Linked DNA regions of Homo sapiens: region 1 is linked to region 2. Evidence: read pairs that join two places in POLR2A ChIA-PET (ENCODE). Cell type or tissue: K562. All regions are shown on one strand. Links, peaks and the distances in the headings refer to the core of each region. The heading gives the core; the rest is flanking DNA.

Region 1 (2,893 bases), core at 136-2,635, 55 kb before region 2:
GCAGCGCACGGTTCGGAGGAGGTAGAAGAGGATCCAGAGCGTTGCCAGCAGCATCATCGCAGTGAGCAGCGCGAACACGTCGGTGTCGTACACGGCCACCTTGTTGAAGGCTCCGCCGCTGATGAGCGTGCAGGCGAGGAGCAGCACGTTCACCGCCAGCAGCACCGACAGCAGGCGGCCACCCTTCTTCCACACCTCCCTGGGGCCCGCACGCGGCGCCGGGGGGCTCTCCTTGGGGCCCTGGGCCAGCTCCTCGGACATGGCGGAGGCGACTGGAGAAGGCTAGAGGGATCACTGTAGGGGAGGAGCGGACAAAACTCCAGGTCAACCCTGACGGCTCTCCTTCCCCCATCTCATCCCTAGACTTGGGGACTAGGGAGTTCCTGACCCGCAGGGTTGGGGCTTCGGGTGCTGGAGGAAGCGCTGGGAAAGGGGAAGAGAAAATGCGGAACCTGCCCCTCTCGCTGGATGGGAAGAAAGGAGAAGCGGCAGCACCCGGTTGGACCCCTCCAAGGTCCCCACTCCCCAAGTCCGACTGCCCTCCGGCCCGGGGCACCCACCTGGCTGGGCTTGGAGCCGGCGCTGAGCTGGGGGTCAGGGGACGGCGAGCGTCTCCTCTCTCCCACGCCGAGATGGACAGGCGCTTTATACCCAGGAGGACAGGGTGATTTACAGCTGCGGGAGTTTGGCTCCATAAAGCTCTCAGTCCCGCTCACATGATCCATCTTTCTCCAAGGTGAATTTAGGGAAGAGCCCGCTGGAGCCAGATAAGGCAAGATTCATATTTACCCTTTGAGAGGCGACCCCACTCCGTCACCCCGGTGCGGCCAGGCTCGGGCGCGGCCCCGCACTGCGGCACCTAGAGGGCACCCCGCCCCTGGTGCCCACCGCGCCCTGGCGCGCAGCATTCCAGGCGCCCAGAGCCCCGAGAGCTAAGCTCAAGAGACGTCCAAAAAGCCTGCGGGCACCCTGACGCCCTCCAGCCGCGGCGCACCCTGAATCCTGTGCTCCTGTGCTCCTGCCTGGGATGGCAACCCCAGTTCCCCTCTCCCCCACGGTCCTCGCAGTGATCCAAGCTCCCCTTTCCTCTATCCCACCGCCCTGCCCGCCCCCGCCGCCGGCCCGCGCTCCGTTGGACTCCGGGGCTTGGGTGCGAAGTTCCACGCGGCACGCGGAGCCGCTGCCAGTCCTCCAGCGCCCCCTGCTGGAGTGCGGTCGAGGGACTCCGTTCAGGCGGCGGCGGCCTGGCCCGTCCCACTCGCTGACCGAACCGCGGTCGGTCACGGTGCCCCTTCTTAGGTCCACTGTCCTGGGGCTCAGGACGGCTCCCCCACCCCGCCCTCCGGCACCCCTCCCCAGCTCTCGGTTCGTTCCACTGACAGGTGGAGAAATACGGAGCCACAGCGCCCCAGGCTCTAGTGAGGACAGATCTCTGACTGTCCCCGGACTGGGCGTCACAGTGCGCGGCCCCGGGGTGGGCACTTTTGAAGAGGAGGACAGGGCCTTGCGTGGGTCACCCTCGTGTATTGAGGTGCATGCAGGGTGTTTAGGACCCAGGGGAAGACCGGGGGCGGCTCCCTGGACAGCGGGAGATTTCGTCCCCCGCCCCCTCCGCCCCCGCCCCCGGGTGAGCGTTTCAGATGTCTTGGTAGTCGCGGCTCTGGCGCTCCGCACCCTCCGTCTGCGGCAGCGGGGGCTGGCGGCCCCGGCCCCTGCCCGGCCCCGTCCTCCAACCTCATGCCTCAGCCCTAATACCGCCGCCCTCCCCTGCGGGGGGCCTTTCTCCGTGTCCCCCGCCCGCCCCGTCCACTTCGGGCGCCATGAACGACCAGTACCACCGGGCAGCCCGGGATGGCTACCTGGAGCTCCTCAAGGAGGCCACCCGAAAGGAGCTGAATGCCCCCGACGAGGATGGCATGACCCCCACTCTCTGGGCTGCCTACCATGGCAACCTCGAGTCGCTGCGTCTCATTGTGAGCCGCGGGTGAGTACGCCCCACCCAGTGCCCTTGAGGCCCCTGAGACCACCCCAAACTTCCTCGTCCACCACTCCTCTGAGCTGCCTCCTTCCCCTGCAGACAGGCGGACCCTTAGACCCTGGCGTTTGTGGGAGAGACACATGTTGAGGGGACCCAAGCGGAGGCATCTGACACTTGTTAACACTTGTGACCTGGATCTGGGGCTAGGAGGGGAGAAACCGGGATTTGGGGGTTCCTGATTATGGGGGGTTGCTGCAGAGTGAGGGGAAGGTGGGAGAGATCCCCTGGCTGGGGTCCCCCTGGAAGCAAGAGTGAGGGGATAGTGAGACTCGGAGAGAAGGTTAGGAAGTCTCGAGGGGCCAGCAGTGGGGGCTAGAAAGGGAGGGGTCTCCACTGCCCACTCTCCAGCCTTGATCCAAAGGGCTCTGCCAGCCAGCACCCACGTTCTCCGGCAGGCTGGTGTCACACAGCGCTTGCCCTCAACCTGCTCATTTTGGGGATTTATGGACACTGTCCAGGGCGCCAAATGTCACTGATTCAGCCACTCCATTAACTCTCTCCAAGTCCCTCCCCCACAGCCGGGCACAGCTAAGCAATGGTGGAGGCTGTGATGTGGTCACCCTGAAGGGGCTTCTCTTCCCTCCCCCTCCCTTTGGAGTTGTCCTGGGTGGGGGGGTGGGCATACAGTGCAGGTGTCAGTGCCAGGGAAGGGGCCTGGAGGTGGCAGTTGAGCCACCTCCAGGACCAGAGCCACTGATATGGGTTCCTTGGGGCTAAAGTCAAATGACTGTGACCAACTCCCTCAGCCCCAGTGGCTTTATAAAGAGAAGTCAGGTTGGTCTGGGCATCAGGGCAGCCTGGACAGGACACCCCAGGAAGGTTGATATGAAGTCTCAGGTCATGGGAGAGAGGGCC
Region 2 (2,893 bases), core at 143-2,642:
GATCTGAGCGAAGGCAGCTCCATGTGAGGCCATCCATGTTAATCCATTCAGTAATCATTTACTGGACGTAACATGTTCTGGGCGCAGGCTTTACTGGGAACATGGGGGTGAACAGGACAGACGTGGTCCCTGTGCTCGAGGACCTGACATTCGAATGTGGAGGGGACAGGTGGATAATTTACAAGGTATTTTAGGGCTCTGACGGCTATAAGCACAGAGACTGGGGTGCGGGGAGGGGGTCCATGCCCAGTCTGGAGGGAGAGATGTCCCAATTGCAGTCTGAAGGACAGTAGATGTCAGGTTGGGGGACAATAGCAGGAGTGTCCCAGGCACAGAGAACTGCGTGAACAAAGAGGAAGAGAATGGCTCTCTGGGGAAAGGGCAAGTTCTGGAAGGTGCCTGTGTGCAGTAAGGCGTGAGGAGGTGAGAGCCGAGGCTGAGAGGTAGGTAGGACCCAGATCCTGGGGGGCTTGGAAGCCATTGACCAGGCTCTGGAGGCAGGTTTCGCTGGGAGGTGTCCACAGCTGCCTCCTCTTCCCTGATCAGAGTCTCCCGGGGCATCTTATCAAAATGCACATTCCTGGGCCTAACTTGGACCTAATCAAACTCTGTGGCTGGGCCCAAGAGTCAGCAATGTTAAACACCCCGAAGGATTCTTGTGCCCACAGCTGTAGATGGTTGGCTTCACTGGAGAGTTTTCGGGCTGCTGTTTTCCTTCAGGATGCCCCCTCTGCCTGCAGCGTAGGTCCAGGCAGGGCTGGTGGCCAGATAGCAGTGGGGAGCTGCTGGGGTTGTAGTGAGGAAGAGGACTGGGAGGATGGGGGATTGATGGGATCAGGTCGGGGGTCAGGGAGGAGCCCCAGGTTCCAGCTTGGGCTCTGAGTGGATGGGGTCGAGGGAACAGGAGCAGAAGTGGGGAGCGGTTTGGGGCAAGGGGACTTGGCTTGAAACTGGATGGATTTGAGATGTCTGGGGTGGGACATCCAAGGGTCTCAGGTTTGGAGCTTGGGGAGATGTCTGGGCAGGAGAGAGAGAGTAGAAAGTCATCAGCAAGTTCAGGGGAATTTGGGGTCGCAGGAGGGAGTGGGTTAAATCCTCAGGGAGGAGGGAGGGGGGCCAATCGGAAGAACCTCAGAGAATGTCCTTGTTAGCGGGGAGCAGCTAGAGGGACAGGAGGGAGGGAAGGAAGGAAGGAGGAAACCTGGAAGATGAGGTCAGCCACGAGAGATAAGGGGTAAGAACATCCGGCAGACTTAGCGTTCCGGAGGTGGCCCTGGAGAGGACATCGTGACCCAGAGTGAAGGATCTGTCGCAGGAAAGAATGGAAGATAAGGACAGAGAGGTTGGTTGGGTGAGGTGTTGACCTCTAGGCCGAGCAGTTTGAACTTTATGCTGTGGCACTGGGCCCCAGCGAAGATTTTTGAGCAAGGCAGTGACATACAACAACAGAATAGTAATGATAGCTCTCTTCTTGATTGAACACTCAGAGTAGGTTGCACCCCGGGCTGCCTGATTACTCATTTAACCTTGAGCAGGACACCACAGGGCTCTTCTTTTGGACAGAGAAGAAACTTTCCCCAGTGCACAGAGCCAGCTAGTGCTAGAGCTGGGACTGGCATCCAAGGCTACCTGTTTGACTCCAAGCCCAGAGCGCTTTGTGGGTACAACATCGTGGGGCTTGAGGGAGGTGGTTTGGGTAGCCCCCTGTGGCTGGCCTGGGATGGAGAGAGGCAGGAGGTGGGGGAGGGTGGACTTGGGTGCAGGCAGGGGAGTGGAGGGGAAGGGGGGATTTGGGCAAAGGCGAAGAGGTGGGTGGGAGCCTTTGTTGGGGGTAGGGAGACTGATGGGCAGGGGCTTCTTTGCCTTGAGTCCCAGTGAAGCTGGAGGTGTCATAGCGGGGACCTAAGATAGGATGGGGGGCTGGGCGTGTCAGCTGTGGGACCCCTGACTGCTTTACTGCTAACCGGCCTGTGGCCCAGAGTCTCACCATCCTGACCTCCTGGTGCTTTCCAGCAGCCATGAGAGAGAGCTGTCATCCATCCTAGTGTGCAGAGGGGGAGACTGAGACTTGGGGAGGCCCTGGGACTTGCTGGGATCATGTGGCTGGTTGGTGGCAGAGCCATACCAGACTTGCCTGCTGGACCCCCGACCCTGTGCCTTTCACACGGCCTCTCAAGGTGCCCTGGGAAGGCGGTCATGCAGAACCAGTGCCTGAGACTGTCTTTCTAAGAGTGGGAGCAGGCCCATTTCCACCTCTCTTTCCCGTGAATTCCCAGCCGTGCCCCCTCCCTGTCCTGCTGCTCCCCTTTCCCCAGAGCATGGTCCTGGGCACTAGAGCTAAGGCACCTGTGAATTCAGAGGGTGGCCCTCAGGTCCTCAGACTGGCTGGGACCTGAGGGTCCCAAGTGTCGAAGGGTTGGAGGCCAGGGCTGTGGGTTGTGCTTGACCTGAGAAGATAAAGAAGCCGCCCTGATATAATTCCAGTCGGGGGAAGCCACGGCCTTGTCAGCTGGCCACATTTCTCCCCATCTCTGAGGGCCGGCCGTCGTCGTCTTTTTTTTTTTTTTTTTTTTTTTTTTTGAGACAGAGTCTTGCTCTGTCACCCAGGCTGGAGTGCAATGGCGCGATCTTCGCTCACTGCAACCTCTGCCTCCTGGGTTCAAGCGGTTCTCCTGCCTCAGCCTCCCAAGTAGCTGGGATTGCAGGTGCCTACCACCACGCTCAGCTAATCTTTGTATTTTTAGTAGAGACAGGGTTTCACCATGTTGGTCAGGCTGGTCTCGAACTCCTGACCTCAGGTTATCCACCTGCCTCAGCCTCCCAAAGTGCTGGGCTGACAGGCGCGAGCCACCCAAGGAGTGAGTGCTCTTTTTCCTTGCAGAGGGTGGAAGCC

The links. ChIA-PET counts read pairs that join two places held together with the same protein. Peaks named below come from ENCODE experiments on the same cell type or tissue, not always from the same donor. Only the 100,000 strongest peaks of a DNase experiment are listed, where the experiment ranks them.
Region 1: POLR2A ChIA-PET joins it to region 2 with 5 read pairs; 14 of 35 experiments call an interaction of 5 or more read pairs at or near these places.

The regions. Positions count from the first base shown.
Region 1 is chr17:74,922,001-74,924,893 of GRCh38, reverse strand. USH1G (USH1 protein network component sans) reads left to right here and starts at 1,639. Exons shown (of 3, transcript NM_173477.5): 1 at 1,639-1,984. The coding sequence starts at 1,821. It overlaps OTOP2 (otopetrin 2), which reads right to left and starts at 621. Exons shown (of 7, transcript NM_178160.3): 1 at 561-621; 2 at 1-294. The coding sequence starts at 261. RefSeq lists a silencer at 502-685. In K562, for the core only: a CTCF peak has its summit at 1,203 (motif pointing left); DNase peaks (open chromatin) are centred at 262, 1,193 and 1,573; H3K4me3 peaks cover 1,850 bases; H3K27me3 peaks cover 882 bases.
Region 2 is chr17:74,866,994-74,869,886 of GRCh38, reverse strand. All of the region lies in intron 2 of FDXR (ferredoxin reductase), which reads left to right. Among named protein-coding and RNA genes, the nearest start is that of FDXR, 4.6 kb to the left of the region's middle. In K562, for the core only: no CTCF peak of the experiment used is centred there; a DNase peak (open chromatin) is centred at 1,276; H3K4me3 peaks cover 275 bases.